2 separate regions of the Mus musculus genome follow, and region 1 is linked to region 2. Evidence: chromatin loops called from intact Hi-C (ENCODE). Cell type or tissue: left cerebral cortex. All regions are shown on one strand. Links, peaks and the distances in the headings refer to the core of each region. The heading gives the core; the rest is flanking DNA.

Region 1 (9,818 bases), core at 1,051-9,050, 46 kb after region 2:
CCATGTCCCAGGACCCAGCCCAGCGAGGGTACAGACCTGGGGGACAATAAATGAGAGGGAACAGGGATTCCAGATGTGGTCTACACCTCTGTGATCAGAGGTGGTAAATGCCCTCCTTGTGCCCCCTCATCTTGTCCTTACCCGGTCCTAATGAGGGGATCCGGAAGACATAAGAAAACTGAGGCTCAGGCAAAGGCTCAAATTTTCCTGGAACCATCCTCTCTCAAGCTCTGCCAAACAGCGGGTTTCCCACTCTCCTCCAAGGCTAGGAGGGATGACATTCCTCTGCCATGTGACAGATGAAGAGCCTGGGCTCAGGGCTGAGGACCATAGGTGGAACCTGCTCCCAGTCAGGACAGCACCCCAGGGTATTATTGACCTGAGGTGACTCTGCCTATCACCAGTGAGCTTCGAATCTGACTGGAAGATTTCAGGTCCCCTCTTCCTCCCAGGGGCCATCTTCTGAGGGCACTTGAGACTATCTCGAAAGACCCTGAGCTGGACCCTGGAAGCTCCTGATAGGCCTCTGCCTGTGGCAGGAAGCCTGGATTCCACCACACTCTTGGCCCTCTGCTGGGGAGCGGAACACCAGTACCACCCCTCACACATGGTGGGGAGGAGCCCTCCTCTCCCGGGCAGCTTTGATAGGGTGTGGGGCATGGGGTCACAAGCATCCCTGGGATAGAGTCAGGAATGGAGGGTTAGCCCCTCCCCTCTAGCTGCCAGCTGGGAGAGAAACAGATGGTAGTTCTGGCCCTCCTGGTCACCCTGACGTCTCCAAGGCCTGATGTCTTCTCACACGCACGCGCACACACACACTTTCCTATCTCTACTCTGTAGAGAAAATGGGGGCGGGGAGGGTTTACTGTCCCTTTCTGGGAAAAAACAAAAACAAAAACAAAAAACTGGTCCCTATGGCCTAAAACAAGGCAGAAGGTATCCCGATTGCCAGCCTGCTGCTCATTGATGTCTTGTTCACAGGGGGAATCCCTCAGCCAACACACAATCTTTCCCCTGCCCGCCTCAGCACCACCTCTCAGCAGGTAGGTAGGCAGGGTCCAACCAAGCATTCAGGAGAACCTGTACAGAGTGGAGGAGAGACAAGGAGAGAGTGCAAACCAGGTGTGGTCCTTTATAGACCCCCCACACACACACTCACACCCCTTCTGGCAGCTGGGCCCAAGAGGGTAGTGGCAGGGGACTAGAGAGGGGACCGGCTGTGAGACCACCACTCGTGGCCAGCTTTCTAAGCCTGAGCCCACTCTCCCCCTCCCCCACAGCACTCCTCTATGCCTCAAGGGGTCTCAGGCTCAGCCACAGACACACAGAGAGCAGGGAGGACCTTCCCTCCAAGAGGAGGGACCAAAGAGTGGAGGGATGAACAGGGACCCACCGGGAGAGAGATGCCAGGCAGGCGGGCAGCGGGCAGACAGCAGTTGGAGACCGCTGCAGGGAAGCCGGGGAGGCCGGATGCTTGCTGCTCCGTCCCTCTGTCCATCCAAGGCGGCTTCTCTCCGGGCGGTTCTGAGGCCGGGCGGGCGCTGTTAAAAAGCTTTTTATGTGTGTGTGTGTGTTAATCACATGATTGCCGTTCACCTGTATTTCGAACAAAGACAGCTCACTGTTTCAAGGCCCCGAACAAGAGTCTGGGCACAGGGAAGAGAAGGGAGGCGGGGGGGAGGAGGGTTGGCAGCGCCGGGGGTGGCGTCGAGGAAAACTGGGGGGAGATTGTCCAAGGCCAGCGAGCGAGAGAAAGAGAAAACCCTTATCAAACTCCTAATTCACTGGGCTCTGCAGCCCCAGACACACTGGCCCAATTGTCTGGCTGGTTGTGTGTGCGCAAGCATGTGTGAGTGTGTGTTACCAATGTCTGCCACCCCCTCGACATGCCTTTGCCCTATGTGACTATCTCTTTGTGTCCCCACTATCCACCCTGGGGCCCTCCCAATCATTGAGGCCTTGATTCTCCAGACCCCAGTTCCAGCTCGACTCCAGAAGGTACCTGTTTGGTGTGGGCCTAGGGCCTTACCTAGCTAAGTGGGACAGAGAAGCCACACACTGTCAGTGGGGTGGCCCATGCTCCTCTGTTTGTCCCTCCGTGGGCACCCCAGTTCCGCCTAGCCACTCAACCAGGAAAGGGTGCCTTCACTGAGAAGAGAAAAGGACACTAACTAGGCTGTAGAGGTGAGACCAAGGATAGGAGCCCTGGGGCAACGGGAGGAAGAACAAAGAATCGGCTTGAGGGGCAGAAAGGGGGCGGGGGCTGTGAGAGCCAGGGCAGTTCCTGTCTTTTCTCAGTGTGGGAGAGTAAGGGACTTCACATCCAGACATCCAGGACTGGGTCTCCTTTCCAGGGAGAGGAAGAGCCCTTCATGGAAGTGAGAGACACCCCCTCCCCAAAGTCCCCCTCACCCTTCTTGAAGAGTAGGGCACTCTCACCCTGCCTCAGCCTCCTGTGTCTCTCTCTATCCTGGGCCAGTCCAGCCTTCTGGATGCTAGGATCTTAGAGAGAAGGGATCACGGATTGAATCTGGGGGTTGTATGTGTACAGGGCAAAGGTTATCCAGCTGCGGTCCTGGGGGGCTTGGCTTGGGTCAGCTGTGTTGGAGAGGACAGGAGAAGGCGAGGGTCTGATACCTACTGCAGGCTGCGGTGCCTAGCACACAGTGGGACTCAGTGGGATTTCTCAAATGAAGCAACACAGGCCACGACCCTTTCAAGTTATCCACTCTCCTCACACCTCTCTCCAGTCCTTTGTCAACTGTCCATGCCACCACCTGTGGCAATGGTTTAGGGTCCCAGGCAACAGGTTCTGACTGTGCCACCTGTATCTCTCCCTTCCCAGACCTAAAATATCCCCATGCTCACACCAGATGCCAAACCCAAGCTGAGTCCAGGGAGACGGGCCTAGGCAGCAGTGCGGGTCACAGGGCTGGGGTTGGGGGGGGGGGGGCTGGGCAGAGTGGAGGCGTCCTGGGTGTTGGGGATGAAGGCAGCGCTGGAGGCTCCACCTTCTGCCCTTCCCTCCCTCCTTTCCCCCTCCCCTCCCCCTCCTTCCTTCCCCAGCCGTCTGCAGCGGCTCAGTCAGTCTCGGCTGTCCAGCCAGGGTGTTTGGTGGTGAGGATTCAGGCTCCGTCCAGACAAGGCAGTGGCCTGAGGCTCAGGGCCCCCCAGCCCCTCCCTCCCAGTCCATCAGCGTCACTCCCCAGCCCCGAGCTGGACCGCACACCTTGGGACACGGTTTTCCACTTCCTCAGGACGAGCCCCAGACTGGAGGAGAGGTCGGAGGAGGTGAGTGCGCACTGCGCCCCTGGGCCCGGAGTGCCAACCGGGGGTCTGGGTCACCCCTGCTTTGCGATGGGAGAGTCTGACACCCTGCAGGCAGGCCTGCGTCCCCCCATTCTGCTCCCCTAGGCTGTCAGAGCAGACGAGGGGAAAGAGAGGTGAGCGAAAAGGTGGGAAATTCCAGGGGCCCGGATTAGAGCCGAATAAAGGGTCCGTTTTTCTTCCTTTCCATCAACAAACCTCCACCCAAAAGGAGGTTTAGGGGAAAAAAACGAAAAAAAAAAAAAAAAAAAAACACCCACACCTAGAGACGGTTGGGATCAGGGGGTGGGAAGACGTGGAGGCGGGACGCACCCACCTAGGGTCTGGCATGTGCACGCGCCCAGGCCCGAGTGGGTTTAGCGCAGGCAGGGAGAGTCGCCACTTCGGGGCTGCACCCGCGTGCCGGGAGTGGCGCCCAGCGCCTCTCCATCGCGCCCTCCTTCCCGTCCAGGTGGGCGTTGGGCTCTTCACGAGGACCCCGGCGGCGGGCCCGGGGGAGGCGGCCGAAGCGGCGGCGGCCGGGAGCGACATGGCCGAGGAACAAGACCTATCAGAGGTGGAGCTGAGCCCTGTGGGCTCGGAGGAACCCCGCTGCCTGTCCCCAGGCAGCGCGCCGTCGCTGGGACCCGACGGCGGCGGCGGTGGCTCGGGCTTGCGAGCCAGCCCGGGGCCCGGTGAACTGGGCAAGGTCAAGAAGGAACAGCAGGACGGCGAGGCGGACGATGACAAGTTCCCCGTGTGCATCCGCGAGGCGGTCAGCCAGGTGCTCAGCGGCTACGACTGGACGCTGGTGCCCATGCCCGTGCGCGTCAACGGTGCCAGCAAGAGCAAGCCGCACGTCAAGAGGCCCATGAACGCCTTCATGGTGTGGGCACAGGCGGCACGCAGAAAGCTAGCCGACCAGTACCCTCACCTCCACAATGCTGAGCTCAGCAAGACACTAGGCAAGCTCTGGAGGTGAGCGCTGCCCCGGCCCAACACCCCCCTCGTGCGCGCGCACTAGGGCTAGCCTGGGACCCCAGAACAGGATCGCCCAGGCCTCTCTCTCAGGGGAGACCAACCTATGGAAGTTTGGTCTCTTGGAAGACCAGATTTGGAGATCTCGCCCACCCATCTACCCAAAGTGCCTCTGTGGGGGGCTCCTCTGGCTGCCCACTCTGGAACTCAGAACCCCAGCGGCCTAGGCTGGGCCTCCCCACCCTGGGACGGCGGGCGGGAAGGCGCCCCCTCGTGGTTGGAATTCTGTGGGTGGTGGGCAGGGAAGGCAACATGGGGGTGTGGGGGAAAGCTTCACACCAGACCTCCACTAGATCGCACATTCACAGTGTGCCGCTGCCACCCGTTTGTGGGGTCGGGAGTGTGGGGGAAACTTTGGGAGAGAGCTGGTCTAGCTGTAGATGCCGGGGGTACGGAAGCAACCAGATGGAGAGCCTGGGTCAGGGTGAGGAGGGCTCTGCAAGGAAAACAAGGAACCCAGAGAAAGCAGAGTGAAGAACTTCCATCTCCGCTCCCACAGTGTCTCTCCTGTTCCAGCTGCCCTGGGGAACCTTCCTGACTCCAGTGTCTAGACTGAGAGCTTCTTTATCCCCAGGAGAGGGCACACAAAAAGAGGCCTTCCCCTCCAGCTGTGGCCCTGAGCTACCAAGCTCTTCACTCCTTTCTCCAGCGCCATCTTCCCTCCCTGGGCTCCACCCAATGGTTGAGCAACCTCTTCCCCACGCTCAAGAACTGGGGCTGAGCACCCTCGCCAGGAGGAAGCCTGCTTCCTGCCATGGTCCCAAGGAGCCCCAGGCTGCCTAGGCTGACCTCGGGGCTCTATGGCAACATTTTCCCAGGGACTAATTTTGACCCTCGTGCTCTCCTGGCCCAGTTGCAGATACGTGGGGCTCCCTGACTCACCGCAGGCACCCTGGGCCAAGCCCAAAAGGAACAAGGGCTCCAGCAGATGCTAGGCTTGCTGAGGTCACCTGATTCCCCACTGGACTGTACAGGAGAAAGGCCCAAGAGAGAGACATGGCTTGGGTCAGTCAGCGACAGAACCAGGGCCAGAGACCAGTCACCAACCTTCTCAGGTTATCCCCGCATTATCCCTAGTGGCTGCATTGGGTCCCACTTTACTCTCTGGAGTGGTGGGGCTGAGCAGAGGACAGGAGAGTGGAGGCCTCTATACTTGAGGAGACTTGGGGGGTCTGTGAAAAGGGCTGGCTCCTTCCACTTTGCAGGCTCTGTATGAAGGCCATATCAGACTTGAAGCGGTAGGAGCAATTGGCTCCCTGAGAACAGAGGGGTCGGTAAGCAGCCTCCTGGTCTGCACTGGCCATGTACTTGTTGAAGGTCCGGCACCCCTCCCCCAGCCCTTACCCCGCAACTCTGACAGGCAGTAGCTGGACAGCCAGAGTCCGGCTCTGCTCCAGAACAGCAATGGCAGCTAGCTCCTTTGCCTGAGGTTCCTCTAGGTGTGTACCACTCTCCCTCTACCACCTGTTGTCAAGAGTTTAAGGAGTCTTTCCACTGCCCCTGTCCCATTTTCACTTAGAACCCTTACCTGAGTCCCCTTCAGGCTGACTTGTCCCTAGCTACCACTCAGACAGCAGGGGGCAGGGAAGGCAGCAGAGCCCTACTGGCTGAGGATCCAGCCCCAGGAGGTGGCAAAACAATGCCAAGGAGCCAGGCTGGTTACCTGGGCTCTGCCTGGGGGTCCTTGGAGACACTTGAATGTGACCTGGGCTGGCCAGGGATCTAAACACAGTTGTCCCAAGCTCCAGGGATCTAAACACAGTTGTCCCAAGCTCCAGGGATCTAAACACAGTTGTCCCAAGCTCCAGAGATCTAAACACAGTTGTCCCAAGCTCATGGCTCCAAGGACATCAGGGGTGTCAGGGGTTGGATCAACAGAACTGGAAAACAGGCTGAGACCTGCTTCCTGAGCTGGGGGCAGGAGGGGGGTGGGACAATGTACTTGAACACAGGTCCTGGGGGGTTGTGTGAGCTCTTGGCACACTGACCTTGGATGCCACCTGGAGAGGAACCATTAGATGCTGAGCCGTGGGATGTTTGATGCTGTTTAACTGGTGGAGGAAGCATAGTTTGAGCCAAGAAACTGGGAGGAGGTTGAGGCTGAAGCCACTCCTGTTAGAGGCTCATCCGGCCTGGCCTGCCCCAAGTCTCACAGGCTCTTGCCCGGTCATCTTACGCTGTTGACCTGACTGGAGGACACTTATAATAGTGTTCCACGAGGTGCTGCCCATGGGGCTGGAAACCAGCCTCCCTTCTCCATCCACCCATTCCAAACCAAGAGGTGAAAACAAGTGAGGACTGAGCTGGGGGAGGGGGACAGCAGAGGAGGAGGAGAGCCTTGAGTGTGAGGATTCGCACAGGAGTGGAGGATGGCTGTGGGGATGGGCTGGGGTGGATAAGGAGACCTGTGCAGAGTTGGCATGGAGAGGCAAAGACTGGAGCTGGCACCCCAGCATCCCCAGAAGGTTTCTGTTAGGGCTGATTGGATACAGTGCAGCTTGGGAGGTGACAGTGGGGTTCACCATCATGATCTTCCAGCTCTGGTATGCGTAGTCCTCTCCCGCATTCCTTAACCATTTTCTTGGTGATTTCCCATTGCCAGCTGGGCAGGGGACACTGAGAACGATAGGGGAGAGTGTCCGGTGTCACCGGCCACGTCTGGAGCATATGTGTGGGAGCCCTCGCTGGCAGAACCCACCATCCTAGCCTTGGGGTCTCCATCTGTCCTGAAAGTGTACTGCCCCTAAGGAGTCTGGCTCAGCTAGAGGGTCCTCTGGGGAATGCTAGGTGGGTGCAGGGCACACTAGGAGGCTAAGCTGCAAAGGAATGCTACGACTGAGTAGACAGTGCCTGGTATAGCCAGCCCGGAAAGGGGGCTCGGTCTTCTGTTGCCTAGGAGAAGAGGGCACCAACTGGGTGTGCTGGAGGGACTTCAGGAGAAAGAGGAACCCCCGAAGTGGACTAGTGGCCCCTGTGTCTAAAATCTATGGTTTCTGTGCTACCCCCTCTTTATGGCACCCCACCCTGTCTTTCTTACCCTGGGGCAGGCCAGACTCATGGCCACCCACCCTCCAACTTTGACCTGGAGGCTGGAGTTGGGTGGGTGAGGGGCACTGCCATGAGGGCCTCTTCATGCCACAGGCTGTCCCAGAGTCTGGGAAGAGACTCAAGCTTCCTCTGTCCTGTCACTCCCAGGTCCCACCATAGTGAAGGGGACTCACACCTAAACCCCTCATTCCTATCATACTAAAATGTCACCAAATCATTAGTCTGGGGTTGAGAAGCCACCCCTGGGCAGCTCCTCCAAACTCCACTAGAGTAGCACCTGCTTTCTCCTTCCGGGCTTCTCCCTCCCCAGGCCCAGGCACTTCGTAGATATGTATTTTTCTGGTGACTCCACACCCAGGGAAGTAGGTGTTATCATCCTTATTTTGTAGGTGAAGAAACTGGGACTTAGGTAGCATGCGCAGTCTGGCACACAGCTACTAAGTAGCAGAGACTTCTCTCTGCATACCTCCACTGCCCAGGGAGAGCATCCTCCAAGGAGACAGCCAGTCCTCCTTACAGAAGGCTTCAGTGATAGGAACATTTCCCTATCCTTGAACTGAAACCTGACCCTTGTAGCTCCATTTTGGCTGCATGCTTAGGGGCTGGCCCCTGGTGCCCTGCCGCCATTGAGGGTGAGGGACAGAGATCACAACCATCTTAGGCTGAGGCTCCTGGGTCTGGCATCTTCTGGGAGTCCCATCCCAGGAGCCTAACTCAGAGGGAAGCTCACCTGGTTGCTCCAGCACTCATACTGGCTCTGGTGTCCTCCACTCCCAGGTTGCTGAACGAAAGTGACAAGCGCCCCTTCATTGAGGAGGCTGAGAGGCTCCGGATGCAGCACAAAAAGGACCATCCGGACTACAAGTACCAACCTCGGCGGCGGAAGAACGGGAAGGCAGCCCAGGGGGAGGCAGAATGCCCAGGCGGGGAAGCCGAGCAAGGAGGGGCTGCTGCTATTCAGGCTCACTACAAGAGTGCCCACCTGGACCACCGGCACCCAGAAGAAGGCTCCCCCATGTCAGATGGGAACCCAGAGCACCCCTCAGGTGAGTGCTGGGTTCTGGGTTCTGCCCAGTGTGCTGCTGGATAGAGCCACAGTGTGGGGTGGGGGGCAGGCAGTGGAGAGTGGTCTAGCCTGAGATGGGACCTAGGAAAGGTTGGCCAGGGGTGTAGTTACCCTAGCTGGAATATGGAACCCAGAGACAGCTCAGAGGGGGAACTCTGGTAGCTTATGGTGGTTGGGGGTGGGGGGAGACAGTGGTGCTGGGCAGAGAAAACCAGTTCAGAGAGCCATGGTGGCCATTGGATGAGAAGAGACCAGAGTAGTTCCAGGGAAACGGGAGTAGTTACAGGGAAAGGGTGCTTCTGAGAGATGGGCAACAACAAAGCAGAGCAAAAGCAAAATCAACAGCCAAAGAAACAACTGCAAAAACCAACAGCCAAAGAAACAAAGTGAAACAAAAGCAAAATCCAAACAACCAAAGAAACAAAGCAAAGCAAAGGCCAGGAGGGCTTGGCAGGAGGTGTTTGTGCACACCTTTAATCCCAGCACCAGCACACAGGGGACAGAGGCAGGAGGCAGAGGCAGGAGGTGGGCAGATCTCTGAGTTTGAGGCAAGCATGCTCTACAGAGTGAGTTCGAAGCTAGCCAGGGCTATGCAGGGAAACCCTGTCTTGAAGAGGGGAAAACAAAAGACAAACAAGCAAAACAAAAACAAAAAACAGAGACAGACAGACAGAGGGGCAGAGACAGACAGAGGGACAGAGACAGACAGAGGGACAGAGAGGGTAGGGATCAAACGTGGGAGAGGAAGCTGCCTCTTCCCAGCTCCCGCCCTAAGATGATGCTGGCACATGCCATGGAGGGGCCAAACATGGCCCACTGGTGTTTTCTTCTCACTAAGGACATGAGCTGACATTGAGCATGGGTTGGTTTTCTTGTGTGTACCGACTCCTTCTACCAACCAACTAATCAGCCCCAAACGGTGCGGAGGGGTGTTGAGCAGCTTAGGTCTGATCACCATCACCATCCTCCTACAGATAAGGAAACAGAGAGAGGAGCTTGCTCCACAGCAGAGGTCTGTGGCCAGGGGGTTGGACCCCAGGACTTGTGGTTGGCTTGTCGGGTGCCTCGTTTGTGTTCCTCACAAGCAGAGGGCTCTGCCATCAGAAGACAAGCTAAGTCCTACTTTCCATCATGCACTAACTGGAGCGGACACCAGGAGTCCACCGAGAGAAGATGGTCCCTAGCTCAGGAGCCTACTGTCTATATGGAGGCGCAGATAGGAGCCTACTGTCTTCAGGGAGGGGGCAGATAGGAAGAAACATATATGAGAAGCCTCGTTGAGACTCAGCAGAATTCTAACTGTCCAAAAGTGTCTTTAGGAAACATCCCACTCCAGATTATAATCAAGGAGGGCTCCCCA
Region 2 (9,818 bases), core at 806-8,805:
ACTGCAGCGCCAGCTCACAGAGGTCTCAGGACAGTCACCCTCTGAGTCCCCGGTCTCTACCTCTCAGGACAGCAACTTCCTCGTCTCAGGAAGCCTCTGTGCAGGTTAAGATGGTTGTGGCTGCAAGGTGTCATGTCTCAGTCAGACAACACAATCTGGGCTGGGAGCTCGGGAGAGGAAGGTCCCGTTTCAGCCTGGAGACAGAAAGTAGGCCACAGGACATCAACCTGGGCCCCAGGCTCGCCTGGAGTGGCTTCCCCAGTCCTGGCAGCGCAGAGGAGTTGCGCACGCGCAGCCTAGAAGGGATGTTTTCAAAATGGCCGTCGCGGGCCGCCAAGGCCCTTTCTCCTCCCAAGGCGCCTTGGGAGAGAGAGGACACCACGGCCAGGCCACGGTCACTCCTCACAGCCCAGGGGTGCGCGCAGAGTAGGGCAGGAGGCGTGGGGAGGAGGGACTTGGGGTGGGTGGGGGGCAGAGAAGAGCCAGAGAGAGGGGCCGGGAGAGGAACAAAAGGTCCCTTTGTGGCGCAGGGCAGGGAGAAGAGGGAACGCATTACCCAATGCCCAGAAGCCATGTTGGTAACAAGAGAACCATTCTCTGCCTCGCTTGGAAAACAACTTGGAGCAGAGAGAGACAGGGAGAGATTTAACCCCATGGGCGCGGGCACAGGGGCCTGAGGCCACTGTGGGAGGTTGAGGAGAGGCAAGAGCTGGAGGGGCCTACGGGGCTGGAGAGCAGCGGGACTTCCTGGGTCGTCCCAGCCTGGCTTTGTAGAGTCAGGATCAGACCCTCAACATGGCCGCTTGGCCAAATCCCAGCAGCCTCTGGCCTGGGGATGCACCACAGACGGGCTTCTACCTGCCTAGGCCTGGCCGGATGAGCCATGAGGGCCTTCAAGTTCCAGGGCCTCACCTGCCCCAACCTCTGGGGAACCCCCTGATTCCTTACATCTCCCGGGTTCAGGCCCCATTGCTGCTCCCACCCAGTTCCAAGGCTGCTGGGCTTCCGGACCTGTTGCTGACAGGAAATATATCTCTTCCTGACAAAGTTCCTCCCATCTTTGCACTGTTTTGCCTTATAGAAAGTTCCTTAAATCTAATTGGATTTCTTTATCCACAGACCAGCTCTTTCCCCCTACCCCAGCTTCTGTGTTAGTACTTGGTGCTCAGGCTCCTAGAAGTCACATCTGATAACAGAGCAAGGGACACTAGAAAGTCCTTTCCCCTCCTCTTCCCTCCCTTTTCTCTTTGCCCTCTTTTCCCCATTCCCACTCTTTCCCTCAGTCTCCTTCCTTCCTCCCTCTCTCCCTCCCTCCCTCCCTCCCTACCCCTCTTCCTCCCTCAAACACTGATGGAGCCTTGGCTGTGTCCTCTGCACCGGTCCAGCCGAGGGGCTTTAGTCGTGGACAAATGTTCTGCCTTTGCCTTTACAAATCTAATGTTCACACGAGGGAGAGGGACGGCAGACAAACCTATGGGCTAAGGTCAGGGTGTCATAAGTGCTGTGATGCCTAAAGCAGGGTAGTGGGAGAAACAGGCTTGGGGAGTCACATGAGAAACAGAATCTCTGTCGATGTGAGAGCATACGCTCTGGTCCCAGTACTCCAAGGTTGAGGTAGTAGGATCTCAAGTTTGAGGCCAGCCTGGGCTACAGAGTAAGAAGAAGGTAGAGGAGAAGTTGGAGAGTGAGGAGTGAAGAAAGGGAGGAGGCACCCCTGCAAGAGCATGGCACTGAACTGAGATTCTGAGTGAAAGAAAGAAAAATCTTTCAAAGAAGACCGTTCTAGACAGAGACATCAACACATGCCAAGGCCCCAAGAGGGAGTCTGTTGCTGAGCTTAGGATCAGTCAGGAGGCCAGTGGGGCTAGAGTCCATCGAGCCAGGGAGAGGAGAGGGTGGAAGGAAGCTGGGAAGGCTGAAAGAAGAGAAGATGCCGGGGTCTACCAAGGCTTGGAGCAGGGGCTGGTGCACTCAGAGATGCATTGAGGCAAGGACGCTCGCTGTCACCACTGTCACCGGTAAGGCTTCACAAGAGGTCTGAAGCCTAGAAGCTGGGAGACCTCAAAGGACTTTGCTATACCTTTGGAGATGCCCTGCACAGGCCCCTCCTTCTTAGTGGCCATCCCTCTGACTATCATCCGATTCTTGCAATTAATGTTTATGTAATACCTATCACATGCCATGAGTGGGAATCGTTCTTAGTAGAGAGGTGTGTAATGTGGGCTCATTGGTGGTGGTCAACAGGTCCCTTGATCACACCTCTAAAAGAGGACAAACCTCACTTACAATGCCCTGGCTACATAGCACGCACGAAGCCCCTCCTTTGGACTGTTTCTAAGGACACCCATCTCCTCGAGTCCCATCTTGCTGTGGCACAAATGGGCTCACAAAAGTAGATCTTGAATGCTGGCCCCCGATCTATCTCAGGCTGGCCGCTGGTGCCTCCAGAGGCTTCACTTTCCTCTGTGAAGCCCACTCAGTGGATTTTCGGGTACATTAAAAAAGAGAGTTCAGCCGGGCAGTGGTGGCGCACGCCTTTAATCCCAGCCCTTGGGAGGCAGAAGCAGGTGGATCTGAGTTCGAGGCCAGCCCAGTAAGTTCCAGGACAGCCAGGGCTTCATGGATTTGAGACCCTGTCTCAGAGAGAGAAAGAGGGAGAGAGAGGGAGGAAGGGAGAGAATGTGAATTCATTCCTCAGAGGGCAGAGGGAGGTCACTCAGCTGGGAAAGCCAGAGTTATGCAGTGATCGTCTGGGCCAGCACAGCTGTGGGGGAATCAGGACTGGGCATTATCAGCAAAATGCAAGGCCCCTACCATGAGTCAGGGGCCCTGAAGTCATAGGTGCTGGGGAGGGGACGTGCTGTGGGCCCTTGGGCAGGCCCAGGTCTTGGCATCCCTGTCTATCTGTGGGGAGCCCTCCAAGCTCTTAGGATGGTGTCAAGGCAAAAGGCCAGAGCAAGGAAGCCTGTGGATGCAATCAGCGGAAGGGGTCTGGGCATGTGCACAATTCAGACAGCAATCCAGCAGGTGGACTCCTGCCATTGGCCTGAGCTGGATGCCCTGAGAGATGGAGACAGAATAGCAGCAGCACACAGGAAGGCTGGTGGGGGGGGGGGGGGTGTCAGAGATTAGGGAGGGAGGTGAGGACTCACAGTGGCAGAAGAGGGAGGACCTGGCAGTGAGACTCTTGTTTACATTCGAATGGAAAACACTCCTTTGAGCAAGCCCTGGACTTGCCAGGTCTTTATTTTCTCATCAGTCAAGTGGAGACTGTATTATGGTACCTTATAGATTGTCCAGTCAAATCGTAAGTTTCAGTCCCTGGCTTGCCATATAGGAAGCACTGCAAAAAAAAAAAAAAGATTTAAGTAATTAATTAGAAACTTCAGTCAGGCTGTGTCTCAATAAGTAAATAAGTAAATAAATAAATAATAGAGAAGTGTGGCTTTTTTTTTTTTTTAAATATATTTTGTTAAAGCTCTGCTTGCCTGCAGCCTCTGCTTCCCTGGGGTTATGAGACACGAGTTTCTGTGATTTATCCTGATTCACTATCAAAAACTCTTACAGGCCAGGCTTCCATCCTAAAGGGAAGGAACTATTATTATTCTCACTTTTCAGAGGGAGAAACTGAGTCTCAGAGCAATGTCCCAGGCTTCGCAGCTGCTGTAAGAATGGAGATTGTAAATAGGATTGGGAGAGAGGCCAGCCTCCTTGAGCCCTTCCCTGCCTCCACTACCCAACCCGGCCCAGGCCCTCGTCTCCTACCAACCTTGTGTGTGTGTGTGTGTGTGTGTGTGTGTGTGTGTGTGTGTGTGTGATCCTGAGGAGAGAGGGGAGGTAGGAGAGGCAGGGAGGAGTGGAAAAGGCAAAGCCACCGGTGAGGCAGTGGCACAAATGGAACCCAAGAAGGCAAGAAAGACCCCAGCTGGAATGGAGCAAGACCCAGAATGGTGGACCCACAATCAGGAGGCCGAGAAATGCTTGAGGCACAGCTGAAGAAGGACCAGGAAGCTGGAGAGACAGAGGAAGCAATGTACACCCCCGTCCTGTTTAGGTACCTGGCCCCCAGGATGACCCTGAGACCCGGAGTCAGCCACCACCATGGTCATTCTTAACTCACGGGATCAAAGAATCGCCCCAAGTGAGGCAGTCTGCCTGGAGACAACAGATCACGCGGGGCGCGGCCCGTGTGAGCCCAGTGCCTTGATCAACGTCACCCACTTGTCCAGCAGCCCAGGACGGAAGCCTCTAGGCCCTTCCACGGAGTGCTGTCGTCAGCCAAGTCACATGGGGAGGCAGGCAGAAGTGGGGCAGGCAGCAGTGGGGCTATGGCGCCTTCCGGTGGCTTCTCCGCCTCCACCCCGCCCCTCAGGATACCGCTACGTTTAGAAAACAACCGAGGAAATCAAGTGGAAACATAAATCCGCCACTCGGTTCCTCCCGTTCCCCAGGGCCAGACACCCTCCCCTCTTTACACCCCCCCCCGCCCCCCAGCACAGGAAGGCAGAGCCAGCACGACTTTGGTTTGCTTTGGCGAGGCCCCGTGGGCAATGTGGCTCTTTCCCAGAATTCCTAGCAACTAGTCTTATCACCCAACACGCCCTCCCCAAAGGAACTTGGGGTACCCAGCTTCAGCCGCTTACCTTACTCACCCCTCTAGACTCATGGAAATACCCTACCTGGCTTCTTCCAGAGACAGACAACCACCCTGGCCATGTCCCTTTTATCTGTGGCCCTGTGCAGAATAGCAAGTACTGAGCTGGCACCCTGTTGCCTGCCCAGATCCCATTTAGAAGACAGGAATTACGGATGCCAAGAAGGGTCCCTGAGACCGTACATCTCTATTCAGAGGCCCCTTAGTTCACAAGCCCTTCTCAGTCTTGCTTCACTGTGTCCCAGTCTGGCCACCACACCTCTCCCAGCTTAACCACCCATAAACGTTTTCAAGCCCCTGCTAACCCAATGCCCTTCCCCTGCCCAATTCTGGCTCAAGACGGAATCTTGCTCATTCTTCAATGCCCAGCTCCACTGGTCTCTGCCAAGGACCAGATTCCAGAGTGGCACCTGCTGCCCCTGGTGTGTGCGCACAGTGTGGATAGATTTAGTGCGTGACATCACCTAAATGGGTCCTTGCCCTGTGTCTGACCACGGGCAGGGCTCAAGGGAGAAGAGCAGAGGACATGAGTAATGGCAATGGATGATGGTGGGCAGGATTGAGCTTTCAAGGACATTCTTGAAAGGTCAAAGCTCAGTGTGCTTGCTACCCCGCACACACTCCTTAGGGCTTCTGACTCCTCTCCTCCCTTCCCTTCCCCCTCCTCCCTCCTCCTCCAGATTTTATCACAGTAGACAGTGTCCCTAACCTCTCCTGAGCCCCAGCCTCTGGGGTGCAGCAGGGCTTCTTGCTCAGAGTTTGGGGTGGCACTCCTGGGTTTTAAGTCACTTCTTACCAGGGAACTGCTGTGCGGTTTTTGGAGGGCCCCAGCACAGACCCCCTAGAGCGCTGCTGGGGCTGGCCATGTAGAAAATGGACAGAAACACCCAGATTTCAGACCAAACAGAGTCCGAGAAAGAGGGATCCAAGGCCCTCAGAAGGGGTTGGTGGGTATGAACAATGGCTTAGGGGAAAAGCCGTGTGGCTGGTGACCAGCCGTGGGGGTGAGGAGTTGGCTGAGTCAAGATTGACTCCAAAGCCTCATGCCTGGATCATTCCAGAACAGTGGGGCCATTGATGTTCAAGGAAGTGGCGGGGGCTTGTTTGGGGGCAGGATGGTGACACAGGCTTGGAACATGGATATTTTGGGGCTAGAAGCAACTGTAGAAGCGACCCACACCCCACATGAAGAAAAAGCAGCCAGATGAGAAGGATCAGCCACCAACCAGGATATCTGTGAAGGGTCTGGGACCAGGGGCTTGACTTAACAGGGCTTAAAGCTGGGGACTTGTCAAGGTCACCATGCTGAGCTGGGAGAACCCAGAGGGGAATGAAACTCACTCCTCACCCTCAGGAGTTTGATGTCCTATAGGAGACACGGACATAGCCACGGTCCTCTCTGGATATTAGGACTGCCCACAGGCATGGTAGGGACCTTGGGGAAGAATAAGCATGACAAAGAGGATAGCAAGGAACAATAGTGTCAGAACAGGCTCAGCTGTCATGGGCATCTCATTTAACCCTTGCCACCATCCTACAAGGTCCAAGGAGCTGTGTTGTATAGGATGTTAATAAAATAAATGATGATTAATAAAACCGAGATCTGGGAGTCAGGCAGTGGTGGCACACACCTTTAATCCCAGCACTTGGGAAGCAGAGGCAGGTGGATTTCTGAGTTGGAGGCCAGCCTGGTCTACAGAGTGAGTTCCAGGACAGCCAGGGCTACACAGAGAAACCCTGTCTCGAAAAACCAAAAACCAAAAAACAACAACAACAACAACAACCTGAGATCCGGAGATTATAAAGAAGCAACGGTGATTTTCTGATGCTTGATAATCACGTTGTAATTAGGTAAAAGACCGTCTTGTTTTAAAGGAACACGCTAAGTCATCGGGGCTCAAGACTTATTTCAGCACCCGTCCTTCAACAAGCAGTTAAGAAAGTGTGTGTGACCTGTAGTGTGCGCTGGAGCTTGTGAGATTGTCGAGCATGCTCACAGAAGAGTGGGGGGAGGGGAATGATAAGGCAATCAAAGGAGGGCAAATGTCAACCTTTGGGGAATTTGTGTTGTGGCACATAGGAATTCGTTTACTAGTCGACTCTTCTATCAGATATTGCTTAAAAATCAAAAGGCCAGGCGGTGGTGGTGTGTGCCTTTAATCCTAGCATTAGGAAGGCAGAGGCAGGCGGATCTCTGTGAGTTCGAGGTCAGCCTAGTCTATACAGAGTGAATTCTGAGATAGCCAAAGCTACACAGAGAAATCCTGTCTTGAGTAAGAGGGAGGGGGAACTAAAGGGCAGGAGAGATGGCTCAGCTTTCTGTCTTTCCAGAGACCCCAAGGTCTGTTTTCAGCACCCACATGGGGCATCTCACTGCTGCCTGTAACTGCAGTCACACATTTCTGGCCTCTACGAATACCCCCTACAAACGCATACATAAATAATAAAATAAATATTTTAAATTTTTAAACAAAAACAAAATCTATATGACAACAAAATACTATATTAAAAAAAAAGATTCAAGTATCGTCCCTGATTGATAAATGAACCTAAGAGAGAGCAAGCATCCTGGAGGCCATGTTGGAGCCATGCCCTTTAGACCAGGGCTTTTCCCAAGGGATGAAGGAGGGGCAACACCAGATAACCTAAGGCCCACAGACACATCATCACGGGTAGGTTGAGGCGTGGGTGGCCTGGAGTCTGCGTGGAGAGTCTCTTGTGGCTCTCCCTGTCACTGACAGCCATCAAGCACCTCACCTCACATGCCTACATGCCCCACCCCTTGACTGGTGACTGTTGGCTGATTTGTCCTACAAATGAGCTAAGAGTAGAGTGGGAGAAACCTTGTCTTTATCCCTGGGCAGCCCAGCTCACCCTCCCCCTAGCTCTTTTCTAGGTGGTATCACCTTCTCTCCTCCAGTGGTGTCACCCAGCCCTGAGCATGGGGCTCAGCATGCCTAAGTCCCAGCATACTGTCACCAAGTTGAAGCTACAATGTAGGTCAGGGTCTCTCTCAGACAGACCAGAGAGGGCTTGGCCACCCTAGCTACCATCTGTGTATCCCCCTGGAATGAGCCAAAACCAGGAAAGAAGGAGAGCTGGGTACACACTGACTTTTCAAAGCTACAGCTCTGGAAAGGTGGGGAGCGGGAGTCAGCTCACATCAGCTCAAGAGCTCTCTCTCACCCTGCACATCTAAGCCTTCTCTGACATGGGCTGAAGGGAGTTTTAACACTGTAGAATTCCACATCTACCTCTCTGGTTCCATCACCTGGTTGCCTCAGGACCCTCACCTAACTCCCTGGACGCATCTTATACCTGTCAAGCTCATGGTGAGTCCTGGACCCGTGAGGTCCTTGCTGTGTTCAGAGTCCCGCTATGTCTCCCACTTGCCACTAATAGAAGTCTAAACCTTCCTCTAGGATGTGCAGTCCAGCCCAAAAGGCAGGCTGCCATTGTTGCAAGTTTGTGTTGAACTTCATCCCTTGGTCTAAGCCACACAGGAAGAGATGGCACTTGCTGAGGGGCTTAGGGGCCCTGAGTCATTTGCTGATAGAGCCAGGAGGGATCTGGGAAACAGAATCCAAGCTCCCGCCTCAGCATAGAGGAGGCATGGGAAGGTCTACTGTTGACTCCAGGCTGCTCAACCTCTGGGGCACAGATTGGGTGCTGATTTCGATCTTGGCAAAAAAAAAAAAAAAAAAACAGGAGCCAACACAACCTACCCATGTTGCATGGAAACCAGTTCCCCACTCTGTAGTCAGTCTCTTCAACTCCTCTACAGTCTCCAAAACCCCAACCAGATGCCTCCTTCTGGAACATTCTTTCCCACCGCCCGCCTCTGAGCCTTCCCTTCATGCACTGCGTAATGCTTACCTAGCTGTCATGCCCTGGGTCCCAGCCACCCTAAGACAGAGCCTGTATGAGGCTTGAGTCCTCAGCCTGGTGCCTGACAGGATTAGGGGCGACTTTCTGAGTGACCAGGATGGCTTCTCATCACCCCAGGCTTCGTCCTCCCTCCCTGGGCCTCGGCTCTCTGCTTCTGTTTCAGATTTTCTCTGTGCTTAGAGGTCTAACCAGAGTTTTCTTTAGTTTTAGTTCTTCGTTTTGAAAACAAAATCTTAACTTCACAGCCCAGGCTGGATTTGAACTGCGCAAACCCCCTTCCTCAGCCTCCAGAGTTCTGGGATCATAAGCAGAGGCCATCATGCCTAGCTTTCCCCTGTATAAACTAGACTTGGACAGGAGCCTACCATTCTCGTCCAAGGGACTCTAAGGACACCTCTCCTCCTGCTATTTTTTAATCGTTTACTTACTTAATTTTTTTACTTATTAACATGAATGAGTAAATGTTTTGCCTGCATGTATGTCTGTGCACCATGCACATGTCTGGTGCCTGCATGTATGTCTGTGCACCATGTGTATGCCTGGTACCTGTGGAGGCCAGAAGAGGGCATTGAACCCCCTGGAACTGGAGTTACTAATGGTTATGAGCTACCATGTAGATGTTGGGAATTGAACCCAGGTCTTCTGCAAGAGCAACAGGTGCTCTAACCACTGATCTATCTCTCCACACAACCTCTCTTACTCTTAATCAGCCGCTCTGTCTCACGTCTCCTTCCCCAAGCCTGAGCCCTCTGCTGCCTTCACCCTTACTCTACAGACTTCCCCAGCAGTTTTTCAGGATGCTTTCTTTTCTTTGATTGTGTGTCCTGAGGGGGCAGAGATTGTGGCCCCCCCCCCAAATCCAGCCTCTCTAGCTTCCTCGTATGAACACAGGACCCCTAAGTGTCCATCGGTGACCTTGAATAGCATGGCCTGTACTTGTAGGCTGGTGGCTGACTAGCAGAGTCCCCATTCAGATGGGTCCAGCTGTCACAGTGGGTGTTCCTCTGAATCACACCCCCCACTCCCCAAACCTGGGGAATAGATTCATGCTGTTCCATCCGTGCCACAGAGGAGTATGTCTGGTGTGCACATGTGGTGTGAGCAGGAGTGTGTACGAGATGTGCCTCTTCCTCCTCAGCCACAGGTAAGATATGATGGCCATGCAGACAGCATCCTCTCTGATCCATGCACAGGCAGAGCTAGCTGCACACTGCACGTGTGCAATGGCTGGCACATCTGCACAGCCACCTGCATCTGGAGGGTCAGCATGTTGTCC

Evidence for each region. A loop is a pair of places that touch in the nucleus more often than their neighbours do. Peaks named below come from ENCODE experiments on the same cell type or tissue, not always from the same donor. Only the 100,000 strongest peaks of a DNase experiment are listed, where the experiment ranks them.
Region 1: it touches region 2 in a loop (2.3-fold over the local background); 2 of 42 quality-filtered maps call a loop at or near these places.

Annotation. Positions count from the first base shown.
Region 1 is chr15:79,157,755-79,167,572 of GRCm38, reverse strand. It overlaps Sox10 (SRY (sex determining region Y)-box 10), which reads left to right and starts at 3,083. Exons shown (of 4, transcript NM_011437.1): 1 at 3,083-3,291; 2 at 3,779-4,284; 3 at 8,170-8,438. The coding sequence starts at 3,857. Gm10863 (predicted gene 10863) reads right to left here and starts at 1,507. Exons shown (of 5, transcript NR_029470.1): 1 at 1,394-1,507. RefSeq lists enhancers at 1,032-1,878, 1,352-2,042, 2,568-3,226. In left cerebral cortex, for the core only: a CTCF peak has its summit at 4,553 (motif pointing left); DNase peaks (open chromatin) are centred at 1,668 and 1,771; H3K4me3 peaks cover 3,511 bases; H3K27ac peaks cover 1,877 bases.
Region 2 is chr15:79,203,716-79,213,533 of GRCm38, reverse strand. It overlaps Gm10863 (predicted gene 10863), which reads right to left. Exons shown (of 5, transcript NR_029470.1): 3 at 3,489-3,581; 4 at 3,285-3,343. Among named protein-coding and RNA genes, the nearest start is that of Gm52189, 16 kb to the left of the region's middle. RefSeq lists enhancers at 505-599, 208-790. In left cerebral cortex, for the core only: no CTCF peak of the experiment used is centred there; a DNase peak (open chromatin) is centred at 4,241; H3K27ac peaks cover 415 bases.